Linked DNA regions of Mus musculus: region 1 is linked to region 2. A link is a loop called in an ENCODE intact Hi-C map of the cell type or tissue named here. Cell type or tissue: gastrocnemius. All regions are shown on one strand. Each heading gives the region's core, and the rest is flanking DNA. Links, peaks and the distances in the headings are about the cores only. Region 1 overlaps Reln (reelin). Region 2 overlaps Reln (reelin).

Evidence for each region. Hi-C counts contacts between places; a loop is a spot of excess contacts. Peaks named below come from ENCODE experiments on the same cell type or tissue, not always from the same donor. Only the 100,000 strongest peaks of a DNase experiment are listed, where the experiment ranks them.
Region 1: a loop joins it to region 2, with 5 times the contacts of the local background. A loop is called at or near these places in 3 of 42 quality-filtered maps.

Annotation. Positions count from the first base shown.
Region 1 is chr5:22,324,375-22,329,761 of GRCm38, forward strand. All of the region lies in intron 1 of Reln (reelin), which reads right to left. Among named protein-coding and RNA genes, the nearest start is that of Reln, 18 kb to the right of the region's middle. In gastrocnemius, for the core only: a CTCF peak has its summit at 3,033 (motif pointing left); DNase peaks (open chromatin) are centred at 1,849 and 3,022.
Region 2 is chr5:21,930,491-21,935,877 of GRCm38, forward strand. Reln (reelin) reads right to left here. Exons shown (of 65, transcript NM_011261.2): 47 at 2,210-2,350; 48 at 868-1,045. Among named protein-coding and RNA genes, the nearest start is that of Slc26a5, 68 kb to the left of the region's middle. In gastrocnemius, for the core only: a CTCF peak has its summit at 3,028 (motif pointing right); DNase peaks (open chromatin) are centred at 3,054, 3,369, 3,886 and 4,564.

The DNA of each region.
Region 1 (5,387 bases), core at 139-5,138, 390 kb after region 2:
GTTACCTTTTAGGAATAAAAATATTTAATTTCTGAGTGTTCATGTGCAGACGGACAAGGCTTTCTACCTATTCAACCCCTTAAAAATAAGGGAGTCTGAAAGCTTTGAAAATGCTAGAGAAGAATGTTCTTTTTCTTGTCTGAGACTGGGTTTCTTTCTTTATTTTGGATGATATTAGATGGTCCCCTAATAGTGCCAACTCCCCATCACTCCCGGCTGCTCCTGAGAGCAGTATCCAGCACCTGTAACAACATCTGTGTTCCTGGCCCCACACTGACCACTGACCGCTCTTCCTCCTCATTCCCTGATCATGGCCATGGCCTTCATCGATGAGGTCCCTTACCTGCCCCTCCCCATCCTAACTGGCCACAGGCTGAATGTGTTTACTTTTCTCCTTCTCCATTCCCTATACATGTGTGTGCGTGAGAGACACACACCTCTCACACATATGGATGCACAGGCAGCCGCACCACTATATTACATTAAGTACCGGTTGTCATGGAAATTCACCATGCTAAATCGGGGCCAGAGAACTTTTGTTTCTTGTGTATACCTTGGGGCCAAGATGTCTCAAACATTATGGCATGTATTTTAAAAATCAAAATAATACAGACGTTTAAAAGTGGTGCTCATGACCCTCCATAGCACAAGCACATCTAAGAAAAGGAATGCATTACTACATCTTACTGTATGCTGAAAAGGATCCAGAACTCAGAGCAAATGAGGTGTCTTTGTCCTCAGGAAGGAAATGGTTGCCCTGAGCAATTCCATCAACATAAATGGTAGAAAATACATTATTGTGTGGCCTTTTAAAATGACAACTTGAATAAATAAGCCAGAATGTTATAGCATCATACTCATAAAACCATGGTTTTCCGATGGAAACAATAAAATAAAACCACCATTTCTGTAGTTTTGAAAAGACTATGTGATATATTTTGGTCCTTGGAATCTCTTTATCTTAGAAGCTAGGAGCCTATTCTAAATAGACCATTGGGCATAGAAAATTAACGTCAGTATCAGTAGTGATAACCAATTTTTCTGTGTATTTCCATGATTCGATGCTTGGATCAGAGCAACCCTAAGATCTTCTTCTCTTTCTGCTGACACAGCAAGGTCCTTTGTTTCAATTAAATCAGAAAATTTACAGCATTTGTGTTAACAGAGTTCAACATTTGGAAAAGATTTTACTATATACCCTTAAATTAAAATACTAAACTGTTTAAATAAGGGCACAGTGAGAACTCATCCAAGCCTTCCCCTTCAGTCTGTCCCTATCCCTGGAACTTGAATTAGTCCTATCACCTTTGCATTTAGAACTTGTGAAGAAACGTTAACTAATAAGTGTAACATTAAGTAACATAAAATATTCACTTTTTAAAAAGCATTGTGGTGTTTTGTACCGAGTTAAATGGCTACAATGTAGCGGTTGTGCTGTATACTACCAGCCTGAATAGCCAGGATTAGAAGCAAGTGTACTGGAAAACACTGGCAACTGTAAAACTACCAGACACCAGGCTCCTTGGCATCCTTTAGTTCGCAAATGCAGGCATTAAATGAACAAAAGAAGCCACCAATCTTTAACTGGTTGTCCTATAGTGACTTACCACATCTTTGCCCCAAGGAAATAATACAGTGAAAGAATCCAAAATCTTCCCACGGGAACCTGCAAGCCTTTCCAAAACTGATGTTCCTCAGAACTGCCACTACTCACACCTCACCGCATACCCCATCAACCAAGCCCAGTGCATTCCTGTAAAGTCTCAGAACCACTCTTGCTGGCAGTTTTCTGGTAGCAATTAAGACCCACTGAGCTTCTACCGTGGCAACAAATGGCCCTCACTACCACTGAGAGATGGGTGCTATTATACAGATGAACGGGCCAAGTGCGGCAGATGCAGAATTCTAACGCATCTGTTCCAGACACAACGCTGTGTCTGAACCAGGCTTCCTCGCCTGCTGTCACCAGTAACTACTCTGGTCTTCCTTAAGTCTCATCAGCCCAGTGCACCCATACACATTGCTCCGTCTCCACAGAAGCAGTGTCTTAGTTAGGGTTTCTATTCCTGGACAAAACATCATGACCAAGATGCAAGTTGGGGAGGAAAGGGTTTATTCAGCTTACACTTCCACACTGCTATTCATCACCAAAGGAAGTCAGGACAGGAACTCAAGCAGGTCAGGAAGCAGGAGCTGATGCAGAGGCCATGGAGAGATGCTCTTTACTGGCTTGCTTCCCCTGGCTTGCTTAGCCTGCTCTCTTATAGAACCCAAGACTACCAGCCCAGAGATGGTCCTACCCACAAGGGGCCTTTTCCCTTGGTCACTAATTGAGAAAATACCCCACAGCTGGATCTCATGGAGGCATTTCCCCAACTGAAGCTCCTTTCTCTGTGATAACTCCAGCTGTGTCGAGTTGACACAAAACCAGCCAGTACACACAGCGAGGGTTATGCGGAGACCCTGAAATCTCCCACCTCACTGCTCATCAATTCACCACCTGCACTGTCTAAGGCAATGCCCAAGCTCTCCCTCCTCAGCCTCCCGAGATGGACCAGGACTTCTTCAGTGAGGGTCCAGATGATCGCTCAGCCTAACTAAACCAAGAGCAGGGTTTCAAGAATCCAATGGACAGACTGCCAGTGGCTTCTGCTGCTCTGCCTAGTGGGGAGCTAACTCAGGCCACCAGCCTGCCCTCTGAATGTTATTTTCTCTTCATAGGTTAGTGCTGTTGTCTGCTCTGGTCAGAGAAGCTTCTCTCTGCAGTGGGCAGTGCACAAACATAGAGCCATAACCGACCGGTGAGCTTGCTGAGACTAAGGGGCAGCTGGAGATTCACCCCTAAGGTGATAGCTATACCAAGCCCTCATGGCTCAGGGTGTATCACAGACAGGGGCAAAGAGAATATCAGAGTCAGGGGCTGGAGAGATGGCTCTTTCAAGGCCCCAAATTCCATACCCAGGCTCACATGGCAGCTCACAACCATCTATAACTCCTGGCTCAGGAGATCTGATGCCCTCTTCTGGCCTGGTTGGGTACTGCAGGCAAGTGTTGTTCATACATCCACAAAACACTCATTTGTATCAAAACACGTGAAATTTTAAAAAGAATATAAGAGCCAGAGCAATGGGTGAGTTGCTGTGCAATTTTGTCTCCTGGGCACAGGACTTGTACTCATAAACTCACACAATGGCAACTATATACAACACGTAGTTGCATAAGATAATCTCGTATGGTGTAGGGAGGGACTCAAGAGATCCCAGCCCTCCATGAGGATTTACTGGCAGTTGGTGGTACCTGGGAAAGAGTAAGACATTTACTTCAGTGGTACAGGTCATGCCATGCACCAGGAAATAAACCCCGCGCATGTTCAGGTGATCAACCCTAAGCAAGCTCATTAAGTCATCATGCATAAAAACGAACACACGTTAACTAAAAGGAAGCCTGACTGGGAAGATAAAGAGAATCAATGTGAGAGAAGGGGACAGAAAGGTAGCTAAGATCCAAACACATTAGACATCATGTGTATGTATGAAACAATAATGAGCCCCTTTACTGTGTGTGATATATATAAATATATGGAAATATATTTATGCTTATATATTTAAATGTTTTATACTTATATGCAATTAATAAGTTAAGTCCTCTGGAAAATAGTAGAAAGCATATGAGAACTTTTTGGTAGTCTTCATAAAACTGAGGTCATAAGACACCACAAAAATGAGCTCACCACAACCCCCCTGACTTCCCTTATCAGCATCCTGCCTCGACATCCACATATATGGAGGGAGAGAGGACTAGGAGAGGTGGTCCTTTGAAAGGAAGGTGACTTGGGCTATGTAACTCTTACAGTGGTATACAATGCACCCCATTCTTATGAACAAGTTCCTGGTTTGTAAGTTTACTGACAGTTCCAAGATCAAATCTCATGGTTCATTTTTAGTCATCTCTGAGCAAAATAAAGTTCCCAACTGAGGTCAAACAAAGCTGTCCCTTTACTTAGTTCATATACAATTGAATGAAACTTTTTTTCTATCAAAGGTGGCTAGCCTCTCTGCCTTTCCTTCACTTCCTTCAAACCAATTACCATGAAGCCACATGACAGATTGAGATCCCAGCTCCCATCAGTGGGAAACACAGTCACCCACCACCTGTGTCAGAAGCAAAGCTAAGTGACCTTCCTGTCCGAGTATGCTGCTTGCTCAGTGTGGGTGGTGGCACACCCTTTTTTCCAGAACGAAACTGTGTTGCCTTCTGGTTGAGGTACTTCTTTGTACAATACACAGCCCATTCTTTGCCAACACAGGAAACACGGAAAGTTTCGGCCCCCAATGTTACAAAGATTATGAAACGGTAAACAAGTATCCTTTTCACAAGCTTTCTTGCTACACTTTTCTCCTGGGGGTTTCCTTGATGATTCCAATGTGTAAAGACCTCCAAAGACACTGCTGTAGCTTTGCCAGTGCTCCTAGAACAGCAAGGCTGTGATGCATTACAGACACAGCACGCTCAGGCTGACTCACCATGCTATGAGTTCAACAATAATGAATCAGCAATAGACATCTACTACAGCTCAAAGCCGAAACACACATAAGACAATTCCATGTTCCTTTGACATATAGGAACATGGAATTTTCATATAAAGAAAATTCATAATGGAAAACTGGGGAAATACTGAATATATTACATAGGATTACTAGCATTACTAACAAGTTGTTAAAATCAATACTGAAAAGGATGGTGGAGGAGCTTATAAGGCCCCACCCCCCTCCCTGCGGGACTATGGTAAATAAGACTATTGGGGGAGGAGTGACATTTTTTTAAGTAGTGTAGCCCTAATCCAGAAAGTAACCTTGAGCAAGAAGTTAACTAAACTAACTGTCTGTCTGTCTGTCTGTCTGTCTGTCTGTCTCTCTCTCTCTCTCTCTCTCTCTCTCTCTCTCTCTCTCTCTCTCATGTGCACACACACATCACATACACCACACACCTGTAGGTGTGATTAAAGTTGGAGAGAAACATATTAGAAATACAGATTTCAGCAGTGGAGTAGGTTACAGAGAGGAAAATGGTGATGAACTCAGCTAAAATCTATCCTAGAAATGATGAAGCTATCAAACATGTTTTAAAATAAGCAAAGGATTTAACAGATAAGGCAAAGGTTGCTGGCCCACAGCCACATAACGCAGGATCCAGAGGTGTTAATTCCTTGACACAAAGCACAAAGCACCTGTCTCAAATGCTATTCTCTAATCAACTATCCCTAGTCAGGAACACTTTTTCTTAGAAGATGAATTTTTGGTACAACTTTTAAGTTGTTATTTTTACGTGTTTTATATATGGTTGCTGCATATCTGCTGGAACTATTTTAGTCTGTCCTCCAATTATTT
Region 2 (5,387 bases), core at 64-5,063:
TATATATCATCATATATCATATATATCAAAGTATATATATATATATGTATATACATATATATATATATATATATATATATATATATATATATATGTATATGCTTTGTTACTCCTGGGTAGAGTATTAGATATAAATAATGTAGGACTACTTCTTTGGCACCAATATAAACTCTGTGATAGAGTATAGTTAAAATAAAGAGTTGAGTGTGAATTGGTTATTTTTTTAAAAAATGAATTTGCCTATCTAATCAATGTACTAGAGATATTTTGCTGTTAAAAAGGTAAAATTTAGCAGCAAGATAGAATGAATATAATTTTTCCAAAAGAAAGTTTTTAAATATTGCTTCTGCCACATACAAAATAATATGCTCCAAATACAAATGTTCAGTAATAATTGATAATTACTAATTACTCTTCCTGGAATGATTTATATAAAAGTTGTTAATACATTCAAGAAACACTGAAGTTCATTTCCTACATTTTTACTCTTTAATCCCAAATGTGTGGTGAGCACAAGTGTTTTCAATTATAGCTTGATCCAGTTAGAACCCCCCTTAACCCCAACACACATACTGCACAGGTGCCCCTTTCTCAGGATGGAAATCTATGTAAGTCCTTTAAAGATGTGTTCTTAAATAGTCCCCATGCTGACCCCAGCTGAGTCTTTAAATAGTCTCAAATATTTGGTAGGAAAATACCGGAAATGTTCAATGCTGTCTGATTTGTGTAAAGTTCAAAGTTTGGATCATGACTAAGCATTGAGGGTAACTGCATCTTGATTGGCTGATTACACTTTAAAAGGAACTCATGGGACTTGTGAGGAGCTTAGAGGGTTGACAGAAGGGAAACCATTAGCCCAGCCCTTACCCCACTGAAATGGAGAGCCAGGCCGGAAGCCACAGCCCCACACACTGTACTCAGCTTCCCACCGCTCACAGTCAGCCAGTTCTGGTTGGAGGGGGCTCGGTTGAAGTTGTCTTTGAGCTGGGTGGGAAGGGAGGTCTCAGGCTCATCACAGTACAGGCCTCCCCACTGTTCATCACAGCTGGATGTGGAGAAAGAGAAAGGCAGAGTCAACATCAGAGAAAGCCCATGAGTATTCCCATGTTATGGAAGCCAACATTTTTAGGAAAAGACCCGGACTTTTTAGGATTGTAAGACCGGAAAGGTTACTACTCTTTAGAGTTGCAGCTCTTTGCTAAAGATCACCTGCTTTCTTTAACAACACTGTAGGTTGAATTAACCTCCTCCAGGCTTGGTGGAGGGAAAGAAACAAGTTTAAACAACGTACTAAATGTGAACAGGACAGCAGTCGCCCAACCACATTTCCGGGGATAATAATGTATGGAATTGGTCTCTTTCATAGGAGTTTGCAGTGATTTAAGAACCAAGTGGCTGTGTGCTAAACAGCAGCCATGCTTTGGATAATCATTGCCATCCCTGGACAGAGTTCTCAGCTCTCTGTTCAGGGATGCTGCCCAGGGCTCTTCAGAGTCATCCTGGATATGGAATACAATCAGTGATCAAGGGCCGGATTTTTCCATGTCTATAGAAGATTAGTCGAAAAGATCATATGCATTCTCTATTAGCATCCGTACACTCAACCAAACAGCACAATTTTAGAAAATGAAACATAAAAGGCTGTAGTACGTGTGTATGTGTGTGTGTGTATGTGTTTGTATACGTGTCTATCCAAATGCTTAAAATGTAGATTTCCCCAAAGTTGCTAAAGATCTATGAGAATGCTATGGAGGGTTCTCCGTGAAATATGCTTCATAAATTGATCAGATATGTTTGTATCTGATATATGTTTATTATATAAAAACAACATTAGAGTTATCAACTACATCCCAACAAATGCATGTTCTTACTTCTATCCAGACTTAATATATTATTTTTGATGAGAATTTATTGAACTCCTGAAACTTTTCTATTATATTTTTCAAGGTTCAAATGCATCACAGAAACAGAAGAAAAATGAATATTGTCAATTACAGTTCAGCTTTCTCTTGACAATGTGGCTGTTGCTCAGGTGCTGATCACTAAAGGAAAGTAGTTACACTGACTGTCAGTTCAACTCTTAGCTCAGTACTGTGTGTCAGGAAAATGAAAAAGCTAATCACTTGGGGAATGACGACAAAACCAGTTCTAGAAAGGCCCTGGATGGAATAAGCCAAGATATTTAGACAGTAGAAATATTCCGACTTACACACAGCTTCCCTGGACGCATCTCCCGTGGCCACTGCACATGTCTAGGCAACCATCCCCAATATAGACATTATCTATTGCCCAGGTCTGCTGCTTGTCAAAAGGCGCTGGCTGATGCCAGCGGAAACGAGTGGCTTGAGACCTTGGAAGAAGAAGAGATTTACAATGAAGAAAATGTATTCTAGTAAGCTGGAAGAGGGCAACACAGAGGCACACATTCCCAGTTCTATTTCCTAAAGAACATTCATTATTGCAACAGTCCATGCAAACCCCTGGTTAACAGTACTAAGCCAAACACATAAATCAGCATGGATTTTGCTCCCGGGATCTTGCTGGGTCTTGTAAAAGAAGACTATATCATAGGCTAATCCTAAAACCAGAAGCCTTAGGGGGACAATAAAGGTCTGGGTTTTGCAAGGAAGTCATTGTACGGAGACATCAGGGCTGTAAACTGGGAGAAAGATGCCTGTCCTTGAGCGGCTGTAACCCTTCTGCCTGTAACTTAGAACAGAGTGTGGCTGGGTTTCATGTTCTTCCCTGCTCTCCCAGGCACTTGCATCTGCCTCATTCTGCATCCAGGAGCAGATCTCCTAATGGAAGCCTCAGGGACAGGAGAAACGTAAAACAGAGAGATCACTGAAACCCTAGATAATTATATATGGAGAAGAGAGGGGGTAACAAAGCCTGGCTTATTGTAGGAAACAAATACATGTAACCCAGAAGTTCTCCATTCCAGAATCAGCAACATCTCTCCTTCACCGTTTGGAAAGCATCCTGTTCAGCAAACAAACAAACAAACAAACAAACATCTTCACAGCCACCAGATGGCAGTAAGACCCAAACAAAACCCAGCCCACATGCAAACATTCAAGACTTGTAGAAGAGTCAACTGTGGTTACTGAGCCATGGACATTTTATACTAAAAGACTTAATATTTTGAGTGGGAGATATGTGTTTCAGGAAGGGGAAAGAGATGAAATAACAGCAACAGCCTTACATTTTCTAATTGAAGATACATACATAAAATTTGTCCAATAATCAAAAAAGGAACAGCCTAGAACTAAGATTTTCATTCTGGAACACAGCCCGGTCCAGTGCATGTCCTGAGCATCTTGGCAGGAGCTGACTTCTCACAGCCCTTGCTCTCCAGCTCCCACACACCCAGCAGAGGCGTCTCCTCGGCTCACATCTTTCACTTCATATTGCATTGAGTTTAAGCACCAAGCTGTCCTTGGTCTGTGGGTGAGCGGGGCCTCTCCTCTGCTCCCTTCTTCTGGCCATCTTAAGGATTGCTACTCGCTCCTTGAGGCTTCCAGAGTACATGAAACTCATTCCCACCTTTCTGCATTTGTGTTTTCCCCTGGAGACGAGCACGCTCGCGTTCTCTCTCTCTCTCTCTCTCTCTCTCTCTCTCTCTCTCTCCTTGCTGCATGTCCTTTAGGGTCTCACAGGAAACGTCAGTCCTCAAAGAGACTTTTTTTCTGACCCTTTTAAAAATCGCATTTGTCTCATAATATTCAGACCCATGGCAATCTGCTCTTCTGTGGTGTTTAATACAGTTTAGCATGTGTGTGCATATGTTTCAGGGCCACACAGTTCCTTCCTGGCACATTAAGTCATAAGGCAGCATGTGGGGCAGGCAGATCCTTTTGGCTCTACTCTGAGTGGTGCTCTACAGGGACAGGGAGCTGATATTCAGGAGCCACTGTGTGCACAGGGAGCCATGTTGTATTGATGCCCGCCCCTACCGCTGCTGTAACATCAGCGGCTCTGCTCTTATAAATGACTGAATTTATTACTATTCTGTTTCTGTATAGCAGCATCTTGTAACACAGTGGAGCACCACATTCTCACAGCTCCTAACCATCCATTCTGAGATGGAGCCAGCCTGCACATCATTTATTCTGTCTTTTGATTTTATTACAAATTTTCTGAAGTGCAAGGAATATTGTTTTGTGTCCTCAGGGCTTATCAATAATAAGTAGTAAACTTCCCCTCTTCCCCAATATCACACATGTTTACTAAAGCCCTTGTCACCTTTTTATAAAGCAGTTTCTTTTGTTAATTATTCTCTCTGTTCATCATTTCACTGTCTGAGGCTCTTATAAATGGAATTTCATAACCATCTACTGAAAGAATATTAAGTTGACGGCAATAAAGATTCTCAGAAAGAGCAAATAGAAGGCATCTTGCAGGTGCTGAGGGGGGAACTGGGGTGAGTGGCGCAGGGACAGCAGTTTGATGGATGTTGTAGGAGAAGGCTAGAGAGGCGGCACGGGCTGCCTAGCCGTGGTGGCTTTTTGATGACTGGTTTTGTTCAGTCACAGTCTGGGCAGTCTCTGAACAGAAAGGCTGCACAGGAGATTCAAGAGCCAGATGAATTGCTGGAGGTGACGGCTTTTGTGGAGAGTTCCAGCACGGCCCCCTTTCAGTCTATGCCTCTCTCTCGAGTTCCATAGAAAAGGAGTCAGTAGGAGACCATGTGAAGATTGTGCTGAAACTCAGTTGGGCAACGGGTCTAAAGATAAGTGAGCGAGTGCTCAAATTTGTACTCTGGCATCAGTGAGCCTGTGTTCATGGTGAGCAAGTGAATTATTCCGCCACAATGAGGAGGTCAGATATGACAATTTCCGAGCCCCCTTTGAAGTGCAGTGGTTATATATTCTTAGGAACAGCGATATCTGGTGGTCACATACTCACAGGCAAAGGCACCATCCATTATTATTTTATAGGAGGAAGAAGCACTTTCATTAAAGGGAAGCAGTGCAATATTGATTCAGAGAGAGAATATGGAAGTTGAATTCAACCTCTAAGCCTTTCCAATGAAGCAACTTATTCCCAGCCCTGCCTGGCCTCACTGCGAGAGGGGCCAAATCACTTAGATCTACAAGCTGACACTTTCCCATCTGCAAAGCTCAGAAAATGCTGCTTCCTGACTCACAAGGGTGTTGTGAAAATTAATTAGTTGTTCATGTTTACCAAGACCTACGAGTGCTCTGTCGTCTCCCTCGGCAGGTGTCATTGCTTATCCTGAAGGTCCCGTCTAATGATGGCCGCTACCAGCTGCTGCTTCTCCAACTTGGAGGAAAAAGGGCCCCAGAGCAAATTTCTTATTTTCACATACCCTTGAAATCTCTCCTTTTGATTATTTTCTAAGTTTATACCATTTCCTTCCCATC